Regions from separate parts of the Mus musculus genome. Here region 1 is linked to region 2. The links are chromatin loops, found by intact Hi-C in ENCODE. Cell type or tissue: left cerebral cortex. All regions are shown on one strand. Region 1 holds the start of Gm16958 (predicted gene, 16958). Region 2 overlaps Ank2 (ankyrin 2, brain).

Region 1 (8,000 bases), 170 kb after region 2:
TCCAAGACAGTATGATGGTAAAATAAAGGGAAGGAATGGTCAGAGTGCTCCGTTTCTCTGAAGAATTATTTGAAAGGGACTTAGAAAAGACTAATTTTATTTTCTATTGCGTCCCATACACCACCACCTTGAAGTTTAATAAATATAAATATACAAGTGCATTTTAGAAATCTGATCAAAAAGAAAAAATAACAAAAGTGATTTCAATAGTCTATCATGGGCAGCCAACTGGCCATGATTTAAGGTGCAAATCTTGACTTCAAAAAGTTCATTACCTAAGAAACTTATAAAATGTATGGAAGTAATTATAGTAAAATCACAACCTTAAGTTTATCTAGTTTCTCTCAAATGCATTGTTTAGTCAAACCCTTAAAATGCTTAAATTTCTTTTGGTTGTAGAATGTCATTATAGAGGTGAAAAACTTGCAACATTAGTAGCTTAAATGGTTTACTTACAATGTTCATTGATGGTACAATCATGCTATCTTCTTTCCCTAGTGAAATTTGGACCCAGGCATATCTAAGTTCAAATCCCAAGCCTGCCACTTGATAGCTATCTATGACTAAGGAAGATCCACTTCTGAGTCTCAGTTTCCTTGTCTGTGAAATCAAGAAGATGTCTAATGTATACAGTTGTTAAATGGACCAATATGTATGTATCCAATATAAGGTCCTTCAGTACTTAATAAATTATATTTTAAAGGTTCTAAAAGGCCTATCAGTTTTAACATTATGAATCAATGAGCTATTCATTAAAAATAAATAGATATCTGAGTATGGTAATGTATGCTTTTAATACTAGCTCTCAGGAGTCAAAGGCAGGTAGATTGTTTTATAAGTTCAAGGCTAGCCTTTTCTCTATAGTATATTCCAAGATAGACATAGATACATGGTAAGACTTTATCAAAAAAGAAGAAAGAAAAAGAGAGAAATTGATAAAAAGAATGATGTATATGTTCACAATTGAGCTTTTAGTCGTACTTGTATGAGTGCATGTGTGCATGTGTGTGTGTTGGCATATGTTCATGTTTGGAAGGGTGCCCATTATGCATGCAGAGAGAGGCCAGAGGGGCACAATGAATATCCCTTTCTATCACTTCCTTGAGAAATATTTCCTTGCGACAGCCTCTCGCTAAACCTAGAGCTGTGCTGGTAGGCAACCCTGAGGGATCCTCATGTCCCTGCTCCCCACAGTACTGGGTTTACAGATGCACTCATGGCCAGGCCTGGCCCTTTACATGGATAACAAAATCAGAGCCCGTGTCCTCACGTCTGGACAGCAAGAGGCTCTGACCCTCTAAGTTGTCTCTTTAGTCCCCACAATGGACATTTATTCAAACATAAAGAACAAGTTGTGCCAAGAAAATGGATAGAGAGCTCATCACTTCATCAAAATAAACTAGACTAGATAAGACAGATAATTTTTATGTGAAAGCTTAAAAGAAAAAGACAGTAGATGGGGGGTTAAGAGGCAGGAGGAAAGGGCCGGTTGGAATGAGAGAGGAAAGGGGAGACAGAAAATATGACCAAAGTTGATGCTGAACATGTATGAAAACATCATGCTTTGTGATTCTAGTGAACGGTGTAGACATGACAGACTCAAGAATGGTTAGTCCATTCTGAGAAATGAGAAGAACAAAAGCTTCTTTGACAAGTCGTGGTGAACATAAGGTTAAAGGGGAAAAGTCATTTAGGTATATATACTTTGCTTTTAGAAATGCAACTGTGCTGTCACTCTTATGCGTTCCTTATATGTGATTTTCGAGTTTTAAAAAGTACAGATGGGAAATAGGCAGCTGTAATATATATATATATATATATATATATATGGATGGATGGATATATATACTTGGAATTACTTTTTAGGGCTAAGGTTGTCTTGCCAGCATAAGAATTCTGATACTTAGCTATTCCATCTGGCAGCTCGGGTCTCAAATACTAGACTTCTAGTATAGGAACCAGACTCTGTACATATGAAGATTATTCAGTTAACACTAAGGTGCTAATTAGACCAGAATAGCCTCTTACCCCACAAATGATAGATCAGTGTGCTATCTTTGAGCAAATAAGTTCAAATTAGTTTGTTTCAACCACTCTTGAACTCATTCATTTGCTTAAAGCTTAAATTCATTTATTATACCTCATATTTCACAAACACAATGGACATGCCATATACTTCACTTAAATACTACTTATCCAGTCAAGGAAGCCTGAACATTTTGCTGACAATGAGGTTGAAATGAAATTCCTTAATATGCATATCATTGCCTTTTTTAAAACCCAGAAACGATAAGTTAGTATTATGGGTTTTCATCAAGAAAAGAGTAGGACTGAAGTTTACAAAGAGTTAAAATTTATTGTAAACACTTTATGCAATACAAAGCAAAATAAATATTTCTTAATTAAGTTTATAAAGTTTACAAAGGCATATTAAAATAAATCCCAAATATAAAGCTACCCTAATTGAATTATTTTAAACATCAATAGTTATATCTTGGTAAAATTTCCTTTTAAAATCAATGTATTCCCCCAAGCTCTGTAGTTTTATCTGCACTGGGGATGCATAAAGGACTTTATGGGTAAGAAGCCTTCCATAGATATGAAAATGAAACTCTATATACTCTATTGGTTCTACAACAGAGCTACTACCTTACAATTATGACATGACATGAGCAGAAACCATGATCATGTTAAAATGATTTCTGAAGATGATAGTCTAGAGCCCAGTAACAGGCATTTTCAATCCTCCATGAGCTGCCATCTCATTATTTCGCTCTAAGAAATAATCTGAGCTGGGACTTTTTTTTTGTTTTTTTTTTTTGTTTTTGTTTTGTTTTGGTTTGGTTTGTTTTTTTGTCAAATCACATTTGAAAACTAGGTTGGGCTGGAATTTGGGGTAGGGGAAGTTGTCAATCTAGGAAAGACACTTGCTATAGCTTGGAAGTAAACCCCATCGTTTGGTAAACCTTTATTGTGCTGTGTAATGCTGCATGCATCTGCCATAGAAGAAGTTTATATGAAAACAGAAGAACGAAGATAAATACTGTCAAATTACTCTGGTTCTAGGGCAATGATATCTAAATTTGCCCAGACGATCTTGTCCTGTTATACCAGCAAACAATGATCTTGCTGACAGTGCCAGGTTCAAGCTAAAGTAAGACGGCAATCAAGCAACCGAGAAATTCCCACCAAGTACTGGCACTTGCCATTTTAACGATGCAACTTTTTCAGGAGTAAGGAGGTTTAGGGAAAGAATGGCAGTGAACCCCATGTGGAAACCAAGCACAGGACAGTCTAACGGCTCCCCGAGAATGGATGCAAGGCACTTGAGCTAAGCAATGTTATTGGGTCTCAACTGGATGTTGTTCAAGTATTCCTCGCCAAGAAATAATACACCGTAGTTGAGGGAACAAAGATTTAAGAGGATATAAATACACGAAAAATGCTTCAGGCAGTAATGTTCTATGGAGAGGATTAAAAACAAAACCGTAGGAGCCATAGAGGAGGAAATCCACCCAACCAAGATGGCCAGTAAGTAAGACTTGGGTACTATAAAAGACTCCAAGCACTCTTGAAACAAGGCATTTTAAAGGTCACATAAACAGTACTACATTTTCTCCAGAAGAGAAGCCACTAAATACACTAATTTTGTTTCCAGATAGTAATCATTTGATCTAACTAGTGGAGAAGTGGAACAGCATCAGGATGAAGGAAGACCTCGACTCACTGTGGCTCCTTAGGTGTCTCTCAAATTTAAAATTAAAAAAAAAAAAAAAGAGGCAATGACAAGGCTTCTCAATGCACAGGTGAACGTGGCGATCACGGAGGAAACAGGGAAATGGTCCCTGGAGCACATGCGTTAGCAAACCTGTGTGTCGCTTTGCATCTCTTAATCCCAGACCTGTTTAAAATGAGCTTGTGTACAATACACTATTTTTACATTCTGCTAATGTAATATACCATTTGTCATCTGAAATTATTCAGTGACCTAGTTTGTTAATTAAAGTGTTTAGATACAACAACTTCTTTACAGCCAGACAACTGGCTGAATGAGTATCTCATTACTGTCAGTTTGTAAGATTTATATTTTTAGGGAAATTTAATATTTAAAAAAAGAAAGAAAAAAACATGTTTCGGAGAAAGACAGCCAATCTGCGGTTGGCTTACTGTTAGGAGAGTCGATGATTCACTGCCTTGGTGAGCTAGCTATTTCCACTTAATTGCCAGCAGTAGAAAAGTAAATTACAGAATTAATAATAGAAAATAAGAATTCTAAAAATGCAGAAGCACAGATCACTGCATCCATATTTTTAGTCTATTCTAGTGTAGAATAATGTCAACACTCGGGAAGGCAAGGAGGTATACAGATCCTGTGGCTTATTCCCAATCAGAGATCTTGATTGAAAATACCATCGGTGTAGAAGTGCCCGAGGTCCAGTAGTAGACACGGGCAACGCGAAGAGGACAACCCTCTGGCCATACAGAAACCCTTCCTTCTTCTGTGAGAGTAATCTGGAAGACTGGAGAACTCGGCTTTAAGACGGAATGATCTAATGGAGGTTAGAGAAAAGAGAAAGGGAAATGATGGATTTTGCTTTGCTTGATCAAAGCGAAGGAATTCCATCCTGCTCAGGCATCTCCTCCCAATGCAGCAAATCCAGGCGAGAGCTCCTCTGAGCTGCAAAGTGTGCTCGGAAATGGTGCAGGGGAGGGATGGAAAAAAGGAGGATGAAGTTGTCAGTTCTAAAGGCTGAAGATTCTACACGGCGCTACAAAAGGGCGCGGGGTGGGGGGAGGGGGGCGCACACGAGGTTCTCCATACCTTTCTTTTCCGCTCCATCCGATCCCTGGGGATTTTCCGTTGTTTTTTTCTCTCTCTGTCCAGATTTTTTTCCTTTTCATCCAGTTCAGCCTCTCTAACTTTTTTGATAGAAGCAGCAGCGTGAGCCATTTTGGCAGACGAAATCGGCAGAGGATAACTTTCCACTCCCCAGCAATACAGGTGATTTGACTGCTATGTGGAGATGTGATTTTTCCCCCCAGCAGAGCAATGGCTGGCAGACAGAACACTCACAAAATAATCCACTCCGCCCCCGAGCTAGGTCATAATCTTGCTCCAGCCTCTGCAGCACCCATAATTCACTCGAGCGTCCCCCTAGGTTGCGAGCCGAGCCCCTGAGCAGCCCACACCTGCACACAGGCATGCACAGGTGAGCGCCCACGCTCAGCAATGGTCCCGGGGGAGGGCGGAGCTCTGGACCCGGAGCTCCTCAGCAGTTGGGTGGCCCCGAGTGCAGACAAGCATCCTAATAGTTGCAGAAGCCTTCCTTAGGCGCTCATCACCAGTTGGAACGGTCTTGGGGGACTCCTCCAGACAGTCTGTCTTCAGACCGGAGCCAGGAAGAGGCCACCTCGGTGAAAGTCCTAGGGGGGGTGGGGAGTTCTCTGCCGCTTGCAACCACACCTCTATGCAGGGCGAGAGAAAATGGTGCAGTCTCGCTAAGGACCCGGCGCCGCCGCTGCTGCCGCCGCCGCCGCGGTTGCTACGGGCAGCACGTGACATAGATGCCTGCGTCTTAAATCCCTCAGCCCTTCCCTTCTCCAAGGTACATTTGGAGAAAATAATCTACGCTGCGGGGTTGGGAGGAGAGGAGCAGAGCTGGAGTGACTTGCCACTTGCAAGGCAGAGAGGGAGAGAGCGGGTCTGGGAAGGACTGGGAGTTGCCCGGGCTCCCCGGTGCGGTTTTACAGACCCACGTGAGGCCGCCTTAGCAGCTTGCTTTGGCAAGGGATCAAACCGGGCTGTATGTCAGTGAGCGCTGTATAAGCCGGCTTTGGCGAGGTTACCCTGAGGAAGCAGGAGTAGAGGACCGCAAAGAAGAAAGCAAGCACCCCTGAAAACCATCCTCCATCACTCTAAGAGGGACACGCAGGTACCCAGTTAGGCGTCTTTGAAATTCGCAACGCTGTTTTAAACCTACCCGTGAACGTGACAAGCAACGGAATGAAATCAAGTAAAATTAGAATTTCTGGATGTTCTCTTACATGCTCAGTATGGAAATACAGGGGAAGAACATAGTGTATAAAATGCAGATGCTCCCACTATACCCAGCAGGGAGGAGAAAATCACCTGTAAGCTCAAGCTGGAATTCTCCAATTACAAACACTGTTCAATTTTCCTAAGTTTGCTAAAATTTTAGCAAGGGCTGACTGAATACTCTCGGTGTCTCATTTTCTAGCTGGACAAAGTCATAGCTAGAAAATTTTATCCAGATGGATTGTGAAGGTCCTTCCTCTTCAACCTTCGTATTTTAGAGAAACAAAAATTATGAACACTGTAGCAACTGGGAGGAAAACAATATAATCTGATTCTACATAAATCCTATAAGTAGAGAAAAATGTTGAAAGTGTTCTTAGAAAATGTTTATAATGAAACTCTTCGCTCTGCTAACGTAACATTTTTAATAACAAACTCTGTGTTTATAAATGAAGGATACAAAGCCTCATTTTGCCCCAGTGTGTGAAGAGAGTACACTAGTGAGGCTTTGGTTTGGTTTGGTTTGGTTTTATGAGAAAATGCTAGATTTTGTACTTTGGTCTTACATGTTTTGGCTTATATAATTTACAATTTTTGTTTTTCATTTAAACTGTGCTGAAGGCAGCAGTTGGCAAACGAGTTCTGTGGTAGTGCAGACACGTTGGTTCTTCATCTGATTCAAATGTTGGTTCGAAGCAGAGAATAATTACCCTGGCATGAGGTCACATGTTATTAGTGATGTGTTAGTTCCAGGGTCAGCCAGCTTAGAACAGATTATGTCTCTTATATAAGAAGGGCTATCATCCTCTGGCACCCACAGCTGAGAATCAGATCCACAAAACACAGAAAACCCTATCCACTTCAGCTTGCCTTCAGCCCTCATGGCCCTTCCCTGGAAAGGTGTCTGCCCAGGTTTCTTGGGAAGTTAACAGATTTGGGGGCAATTCGTTTATCTGCTTGGCAAGAGTAGCCACAGTTATCTCCTAGTTATCTCCCCTTCACACATGTCCTCTACTCTGTCCTGAAATCAAAGCCATCATTACTCAAGGGTGCTTCTGGGAAGCAGGAGGAACCCAGCACTGCCTGTTCCTGGTGCCATCTGGCATTCCCTTGTCTTCTAAATCCTCATCTTTAAAAAAAAAAAAGGTTTAGAGCAAGCAAGCCACACCTGATTTGTGGATGTCCTTTTAGCTTAGTAATCTGAGTCCTAATGGAACGTGGCTGAGCCTCCTACCGTGGTCTTTCTGTCAGTTGGGGGTGACTGAGGATTCTTCTAGAAGAGACCTTTCCCACTACCTCAGTAGGATCTGCTTCTGTCATCCCATAATACCCTCTCCCTTTGCAGACTTCTCAGTAGGAAAGGGAACCCCACATGCTACAGCAGAAGGTGAGCAGCGCCTGTTGTCACAAACATTTACTTCTTTCATTAGTTCTTCCTACCCTCACTGCAGACCCTCTTGGAAACCTAGCCAGTAGCAGCTTCACTATCCTGTTCTCTTATGCCAGGCAATGTTCACATTTTTAAACTTCAGTTTGGTAACTAAAAACAAACCTAAGATACAATTAACAGTTTAGTTTCTAGGACTCTCTAGTATACTTTGTCTCATCATGAAAGAGTGTAATCAGATACCCCAATAGACGTTAGTTTGACTGACAGAAACATTACAGAAAAAAAAAACTGTATTGGCCACATCTTTAGAACCAATAATGACATGACTTTGCTAATGTTTTCCATGGTATCTTTCCCTGTGACACAAAGAAGCCAAGGTACTGTGCAGATGTGTACAAAAGGCCAATAACATATTTGAGACAGCCCCCCCCCCCAGACATCATGCTATAACAGCAGGAAAGCTCAGATACAGAGCTCTGATAGCCAGATGACCTCAAGGAAGAAACCACAGAGGGAGCCACCACTGTGGCATCTTACACATTCCCATCACAAAACCAGAAATCTCAAACGCTT
Region 2 (8,000 bases):
CTTATGATGCCAGAGCTGGGACACGGAGAGATCCTAAAGCTCACTGGGCAGCCAGAATAGCTAAATCAATGGACTCCAGGTTCAAGGAGAGCTTGCCTGGAAACCTAAGATAGATAGGAATTGAAGAGGACACTGTCTATATGGACCTCTGACCTTCAATTGTATATACACACACACACACACACAATTCTGCTGCTAGAGTCTCAACACACAATAATAATAAGTCTCCATTCTGGGTCAAGGATGGTGGCGCACGCCTTTAGTCCCAGCACTTGGGAGGCAGAGGCAGGCAGATTTCTGAGTTCGAGGTCAGCCTGGTCTACAGAGTTCCAGGACAGCCAGGGCTACACAGAGAAATCCCTGTCTCGAAACAAACAAACAAACACAACAACAACAACAAAACAAATTCCCATTTAGTTCAAGACTAGCCTGGACTACAAAGTCAGTTCTAGGACAGCCATTGCTACATACTTAGACCTTGTCTCAGGAGGAAGGTGGGAGGTGGGAGGCATGGGGCAAGGAATCCCATTTAGTTACATTATGGAACTCAATATAAGGTTCATATTTTTAGCCTTAAGGGTACTGCACACTGTAACATATCCTACTATACTTTTCTGAAACATATTAAATAAGTATCTAAGTGTAAATAAAATGACTTAATAATGTGACTATATCTATTGTATTTGGCTAACCAGGAGGTCTGTTGTTATGTGGAAATGTTCTAAATAATTAACTGCCTTTCAAGGCAACTATTTCCATAAGAAAATGTGTCTCCATTTGAGAGTAAATTGCTGTATGAAAGCCTATTGCCCTTTTTCAGATGCTGGTAGTGTGTGAGCATTCTTTCTTTGTTCTTGCAAGAACAGGCTGCTTTCTTTGGAATTAAATGCTGTTATATAAGAAAATGTATACGGCAAGAGGTCAAAAGCAGCATACAGTAATCATTTGCTCACAGAGATTTCTCTGAATAATCACACTGCCCTCAATGTAAAATGCAATTTGTAGAATGTATTTTAAGTTGATGTACTCCCAACCTTCACAGGGCATCAGCAGATGTTTGTTGAATGCACAAATAAATCTTCCTACTCGTGAATAATGTAATTAGGTTTAATATACAATTTCCTTTTCAAATAAAATATCCTTAAGGTATTTGTTGACTGAAATATATTATTTTAAACAACTGCATTTGAACAGTACACGGAGAACAAAGCTATAATTCAAGGATCATGCACTTCTCTTTCTGCTGCAGAATCCAAGATGTTATGGTCAAGACAGGAAACTACTTTAAAAATGAAAATACGAAATATTCTGTGCATAAGATTAATGAGATACAATTAAGTCGGACAATGAGTTACTCATCATGATATGGGAAAGCATAGACAATAAAATATAAACTGCTATCATGGTATTTTATAAATACAGGATAATATCTGGTTTTCCCTGTGTGGGGGAAGACGGTATGCTTAACTAACCAGGCTTAGTCAGCCACTATCCTCACCCCACCCCACCCCCAACCTGCCAACCACACTTCTCAAGCCATCATAGCACAGTGAGTGAATCTGGCCATCACATGACCTTTCAACACCCTCCCCCTTTGGCTGTCATCAGGTCACCTGCAGGCTATACCTCTTTTGTATATTGTCAATCACATTTGTTAATATAATTTTCCTAACTAGATAAAATATTAAGTGTATAGTTGGCTTTCTATAAAAACTAAGATAAGTACTCTGTAAAGTTTCAACACAAATGTTTCTCCCCAAGTAGCTGCTTAGTTGTGAGTGAGACAATTATAAATGATTTAGAAAAATATATATCAGAAAAATGTAAGAATTGTGTATACCACGTTTCTTTCAGAAAACATACAGAATGCATAAATGTTATTTGTTTCTAATATGTATGAATGTTTGCATTCATGTATGTACATAATTTACATGCATGCATGGAGCCTAAGAATGCCAAAAGAGGGCTTCAGCTCCACTGGAACTGGGGCTATAGACAGTTGTCAACTGCCATGTGGGTACTGGAAAGTGATTTGGGGTCCTTTCCAAGAATAGCGAGTGTTAACCACTGGGCCACCTCTTCAGCAGCAATAAGTTATCTACATTTTGTAAAGTATATACACACGTGCAGTGAATATTGATGGTGCTTGGGCAAAGATGACAACTCAGCCATCTGAACAAGGAACTACTTTCACAGAAAAGAAAAAAGGTGGTTGAACAATGGCAAGTGACATCACCCGTATTCACTGCACGTTCATTTTGATGGCTCCTTTAACAGACATGCTATCAAATCAAATTAGAATGTGGAACTTACATTTTCTTCATTGCTTTAAGAAAATCTTCTTTAATGATTAAAAGGGTTGTATATTTAATACGACTTATGTGTGGTAACTTTGGGTAATTTATTAAATAATTTATGTTCTACTTAGCAATGATTATTTGCCACATAATACATCATTTTAAAATTATACAAACAACAACAAACAGTTGATGATAGTGGATTACATGGAGGTATAAGTCTTTTCCCATAGCTTTTCCAATCTTAGCAGACTGTGGCTGTTGTAATGTGCCCCCATTCTGGCAAACTTACAGTGACTTCATCCTAAGACAAGGCTGACTGGCCTCGCCTCCCCTGCTGTGTCTCTCAGGGTAAATTTAGAAAAGGCAAGGTTAAGGAAGCAAGCCATGATTCCACAGAGGCTGGGCAATCTGGGACGCCCCAGCTCTGCTCTCACACAATGCCTGCATTCATACTCTGGGGTAAAGAACTGGGGAGAGAAGTTTCTTTTCTTCAAGGGAATTCACGTGGCTGCACAAGTGGCACACCCTCTAAAGGCAAGCGACAGGAGATGTGTCCATCACTTGTGCGGTTATAATTCAATGGCTACGTTCAATGGTAACCGCACTGTGGACCATTTGATTCGCTAGAACTCATTATGAAATGCCTTGCCCTGCTTGCTATCCTCAGAGCACTGGTGCTTGTTTGTTCGTTGTCAATCAGTAAACTTTAGAAAGTGACATTAAATATGACATACTATCTAAAACCAACGAAGTATACTTCTTGGGTGGTACTTCTGGTTGAAAACTAGTTAGGAATCATTCTTTCACAAAATTTTGGCCAAACTGCTTCTTGGCGAAATCAAGATTAATTATATTGGCATGGTTAGAAAGTCGTCTTTGTGATCCAGCAGCCTAAATTGAATTCCAGATGTGTCTCTCCACATCTAGCACACTACTAATCTTACATACTAATTATGAGGTATCATAGACCGCACGTTATGGAGGGAAGAAAATATGGAGAAGAAGAATGAATGTTCATCACCTCCCGAAGGGAAGTGCACTGCAAGAAGAGAACCCATCCACACTTTTCAGTTTAAATTCCATGTCTCAAACCGAACACAGTTCTATCAGAAGTCAGTTAAGGGGACCAGAAAATAAAGATAAAGCAGGGTCAAGACAGGCAGCCATTGAGATGGAGAGGTGGCCTAGGAGTTAAGAGCACTGGCTGCTCTTCCCAAGGACCTGGGTTCAATTTGTAGGGAAGTTGGTTTATTTAATGTGAATGATGCACCTTAGCGGAAATCTGATATTCTATGTATTATTTATGGTTTATTGGCCCCTTCACCTAGAAATTTGAGTTTTAAGGGTAGTGTGTATTTATCAAATCACGGTCAGCATTAAAATGAACATAAATGATAATATAGTAATGAATAAAACATAATGGAATATAAATAATTAAAAAGCAAGAACTCTTAAAATGTCCTAAAAGCAGTTGCCTTGTATTTGAGGTAACTCTTGGAGATAGGACCTTCCACGCCTGTCCTGTATATTTGATTTCTAACAAGCCATCAGAAAGCTTGCTTAGAGATGGTAAGTAGCATTTTTTTTAAATCAGCAGTGTGTGTTGGGGGATGCACTTCACCTGTGTAACTGCAGAATACACACCACGGTGCCCAGTGGATAGTCTAGGCTTGTCAGTCTTATCTGTACACCTTGTTTGAGATAGGACCTCATTGTTTGCAGCTTTGAACCCCAGTAGCTGGCCCCCCAGGTTCCACAAATCCTCCTGCCTTCACCTCCAATCTTATCAGAGGAGCACCAGATGTGCATTATATGAGTTCTGGGGTCCAAATGAGGTCCTCACACTTGTAAGGCAACTGTATTAGCCACTGAGCCGTTTCCCAGCCTTGTAATTAGAATGCTTAAATTAAGTGCTAGTTGCTTCTGCTTTAACATACATGTCTTTATGAGTAAGATCATTTGTTCTGATTCATATTTATTCACCTCAAATCTTGAAAATAAGATGTGAAGTTTCATAATGTTGTTGATGTTTAAAATATATATATATATTTTTTCCTCTGTATCATGCTTCTTCACCCCTCCCCCTTCACTTGGGCGGAGGAGCTGGGTTAGAACCACTGATGCTTTTCAGCATGGAGCACAGAGGCCTCTCACATCTTAGTCCAGTAAAGAAGAAATGTTACTTAGCAAAATGACAGGGGAGTAGAGCCAAGAGAGGATAAAGAGCCACAAGGCCGCCATCTAGCTGCAATTCAGTGAAAACACAGATTCATAATTCCTAGGGTGGAAAAAGTAATAAAATAGGCAAAAGAAAAGCCCCAAGACTTCTGACAGTATATATTTATGCGCTTAGCCAATTTTGCCACTAAAGCCTTCGTTTCTTCTGATGTGCATGCTATTCTGAGGTGACATAGCCAGGTAGGTCTCCATATGAAGACTTTCCTCTTACAAAAAAACAAAAACAAAAACAAACAGCAACAACAAAAAACCAAATATATTTTTAAAGCAATTAAGATCCAGCCATACAGAAAGACCTTAAATATTCTTACCACAAGAAAATGAAGGTTTGAGGAGATGGACACATTTATCTTCATTTGAGCAACCCGTAATGGAAACACATACCATAGTACTATTTGACATTACAGAAACCTGGGCCTTTTTTTTTCCTGAACCAAATTAAAATGTTTAAATAGAATATAATTTTAATTAGAAAAAAAGCCCTAGCCATATAGAATGACCCCCAAATAGGGTGATGAACATTGACAAGACTTTTCTTATCTAGAATTTACCAATTCTCTCCTTTAGATCTTTATAACTACTGTGTGTACTGGCTAAAGGCGACGGGTCTGTTTAGAGAGTGAGCAGTCAGCTGCCTCCCCTCTCCAAGTTCAGCCTATATTGTGCAGTTCATTAATTATTCATACTCCACTCTATTTAAAACTGCACGTCACAGCAACTGTAGTCTACTTCAATGCCTGTCAACAGGGACTTTCCGTTAGCCCTTGAAACAAAATTCCTTTCTTTTCCCTCCCATCGATTAAAAGAAGCGAGTGTCCCCAAACTCTGCGTGCAGCCATCCTGTCCCCAAACCCTGCGTGCAGCCATCCTAGCTGGGAGCATTTACTGGAACCTTATCCTGAGTACATTTGCTGTTGATTTGTGGTTTTATTGTTTCCATAGAACATCTCCTGTTTTGTTGTTTCTCTGTAGAGATAAATTTAAAAGCTATTGTTCATAGCCTCTGTGCTTAAGTTAAAGCTAAAAAGAAAAAAAAAAAGTTCTCCCTGGAGCCTATGCCGAGACCAGGGCGCCTCCTTGTTAGCTTTGCTCTAGGGATTTTTTTCTGGCAAAGTCCAACTGTCATGACTTCTGCCTCCTCGAGGATCAATAGACTTTCTAAAGCTGTGGAAATAAAGGATTTTAGGCATACACTAGACATCTGCAATTTTCTTTTCGTATTCTAAAAAAATTACCAGGCATAAGAAGGAAAAGAAGAAGTGTAAGGATGCCTTGTTGTGTGCAGAAATGCATTTAACTCGTCAGGGGGTCTTTTCAGATGCCGCCTGACCTCTGGGCCAAGTTGAAGTTGGCTGCAGAGTGTGGTACCTCTCTGTCAGCGGTAGGTGTCACACACAACTAGAGGAAAGAGATGGAGGAGTCGGAAAAAAGCCACAGGGAGAGGGTAACTTTTCTATAGTTATAAAGCTGCTTTTATGTGTTTTATTTGGGATTCTACTGAGTAAAAGACAGAACCCTCGTGTCCATTGGTGAACGTCTTTGTAGCTGCATATCCGAGTCTCTCCCACAATACATTCAACAAAAGAAGAAGACACAGAAGCTGCACACACCGAGTGAAAAGCCTGTGGCGGGAAAACCGAGAGGACAGGAGAGGATCAGTTGTCTCGGTACTCACCGTGGTAGTGGTGGTGACCTCTTCAGTCACAACCTTCAGGGTGTCAACCACGGAGATGTAGCCCAGCCGCTTAGCAATCGCCAGGGCCGTGTTACCATTCTGAAGAGAGAGAAAGAGGGGAAAGAGTGAGAAAGGCTAGGGAGGACTGCCTTGAGAGCCAGTGAGCTCACCCGTGGCGCGGCATGAGCCAGCACTTCCTTCCAAAACAAGGCACAGCTCAGGAAAATCACTAGTTTTTACCATTACATCTAAATCTGTCTTTGTAACTTCTTTAGACTATAGCCCCGGTCACCATGGTAACACAACAAGCTTGCATCTGCCTGCTCTTTTTTAATAAGAAGCACTTGATGCTTTAACCCCGAGGTTGTTGAGCAGTTCCAAATGCTACACTGCCCTTATGAAGCCACCTTTCAAACTGGGGGTGGCATCTGCCAGAACTACTAGGGAGAACCTGGTATACTCATCGCTCACCAAGAGTCAGGCCATCTGCTGCAGGTAAGATGTTACCATAGGGACCCAGTGACAGATTTAGCTTCTGCGCTGCAGGATCTCCAGTGCTGCACAAACTATACAAGCTAGCAATTCTGGCTGCATCCAGCCCAGGACACTGGGGATCCCGCTTGTTTAATTACACCGCTTAGTTTACATTTCAATGGCTCCGCGTCCCAAAGAGGCAGTTCCAAGCCAGCAGCTCAGAAACTGGGCTCCCTTAAGAAGACAAGGAGGGAGGGGTGGAAATGTGCTCACATCTGAGAGCCAGCTGTAAGCAGAACCCTTCCAGCAGCCCAAGTGGAGGGCCCCACTCCCAAGGGAGCCAACTGACTTCCTTCCCAGCAAACACTCCCCGAGAAATCACAATCTTCTAGAAAGGATTTTTCCCCCCAAAACCTGGGGCTTTCCACAGTTTGTTCAAGGGCGATGTACCACATTTTTAAAAAATCTCTGCCCGTAAGACACCGAGGGGGAGGGGGAGGAGGAAGAGGAGGAGAGGAGGGCAGAAGGGAGGGTCGTGAGAGCTCCTTACCGCAGTAGTAGCATTAGGCTTGGCCCCGTGCTGGAGCAGGACATTAATGATGTGTGTGTGGCCCTGCTGGGCAGCTTGGTGCAAAGGTGTGTAGCCATTCTGTCCATCATGGCAGCACCGATTTGCAGAGGGAGAAGAAAATTAGGTTAGCCTTCAGTCTCAGTTCGCTTGTCTTATTCACAGCAAACCCATCAAGGACCTCATTGCTTATTTAGAGCAACAATTTCCCCAGCAACTCATTTCTCAGCAGCAAACACTCCCTCACACCTTATGTTGAACTATGAAACCCAAGATAAACGCAAATTGTAACTCTTATTATATTTTAACTGATTGGCATTTACAACACATATGCTGAGAGAAGATTAAAAATGGGACAGAACAATACAGCCACGATATTTTTCCTTAGGAAAGATGAAGACCGAGCTGCTGTCTAGCTGAAGGGTGCTGAGGTTCATGCAGGCTGCTGCTAGTTATAACCATCCACATACCCTGTAGAAGATCTACAACCGTGAAAGAGAATCAAATCTCATGCTCAACTCAGGAGAGGGCTTTGGTTATAAAAATCTGCATGTGTAAACTTTAGGAAAGAAAACTTCATTGGAATCCCCAATGTCCTGCCCCAATAAAATGTGTCTTTAAAAACTAGAATATTGAACCGAGTGTGGCGTGGTGGCACACACCTTTAATACCAGCACTCAGGAGGCAAAGACAGGCAGATCTCCTGTCAGATCCAGATCAGCCTGGTTTACAGAGATACCATGTC

The links. Hi-C counts contacts between places; a loop is a spot of excess contacts. Peaks named below come from ENCODE experiments on the same cell type or tissue, not always from the same donor. Only the 100,000 strongest peaks of a DNase experiment are listed, where the experiment ranks them.
Region 1: a loop joins it to region 2, with 2.5 times the contacts of the local background. A loop is called at or near these places in 5 of 42 quality-filtered maps.

The regions. Positions count from the first base shown.
Region 1 is chr3:127,156,857-127,164,856 of GRCm38, forward strand. All of the region lies in intron 1 of Ank2 (ankyrin 2, brain), which reads right to left. Gm16958 (predicted gene, 16958) reads left to right here and starts at 4,449. Exons shown (of 3, transcript NR_105030.1): 1 at 4,449-4,559. In left cerebral cortex, no CTCF peak of the experiment used is centred here; DNase peaks (open chromatin) are centred at 1,199, 3,282, 4,240, 4,617 and 4 more places; H3K4me3 peaks cover 5,772 bases; H3K27ac peaks cover 5,961 bases.
Region 2 is chr3:126,991,640-126,999,639 of GRCm38, forward strand. Ank2 (ankyrin 2, brain) reads right to left here. Exons shown (of 48, transcript NM_001327938.1): 21 at 7,238-7,336; 22 at 6,214-6,312. Among named protein-coding and RNA genes, the nearest start is that of Gm25501, 9.7 kb to the right of the region's middle. In left cerebral cortex, CTCF peaks have their summits at 4,550 and 5,922; DNase peaks (open chromatin) are centred at 2,789, 4,531, 5,927, 6,700 and 1 more place; H3K4me3 peaks cover 2,637 bases; H3K27ac peaks cover 4,921 bases.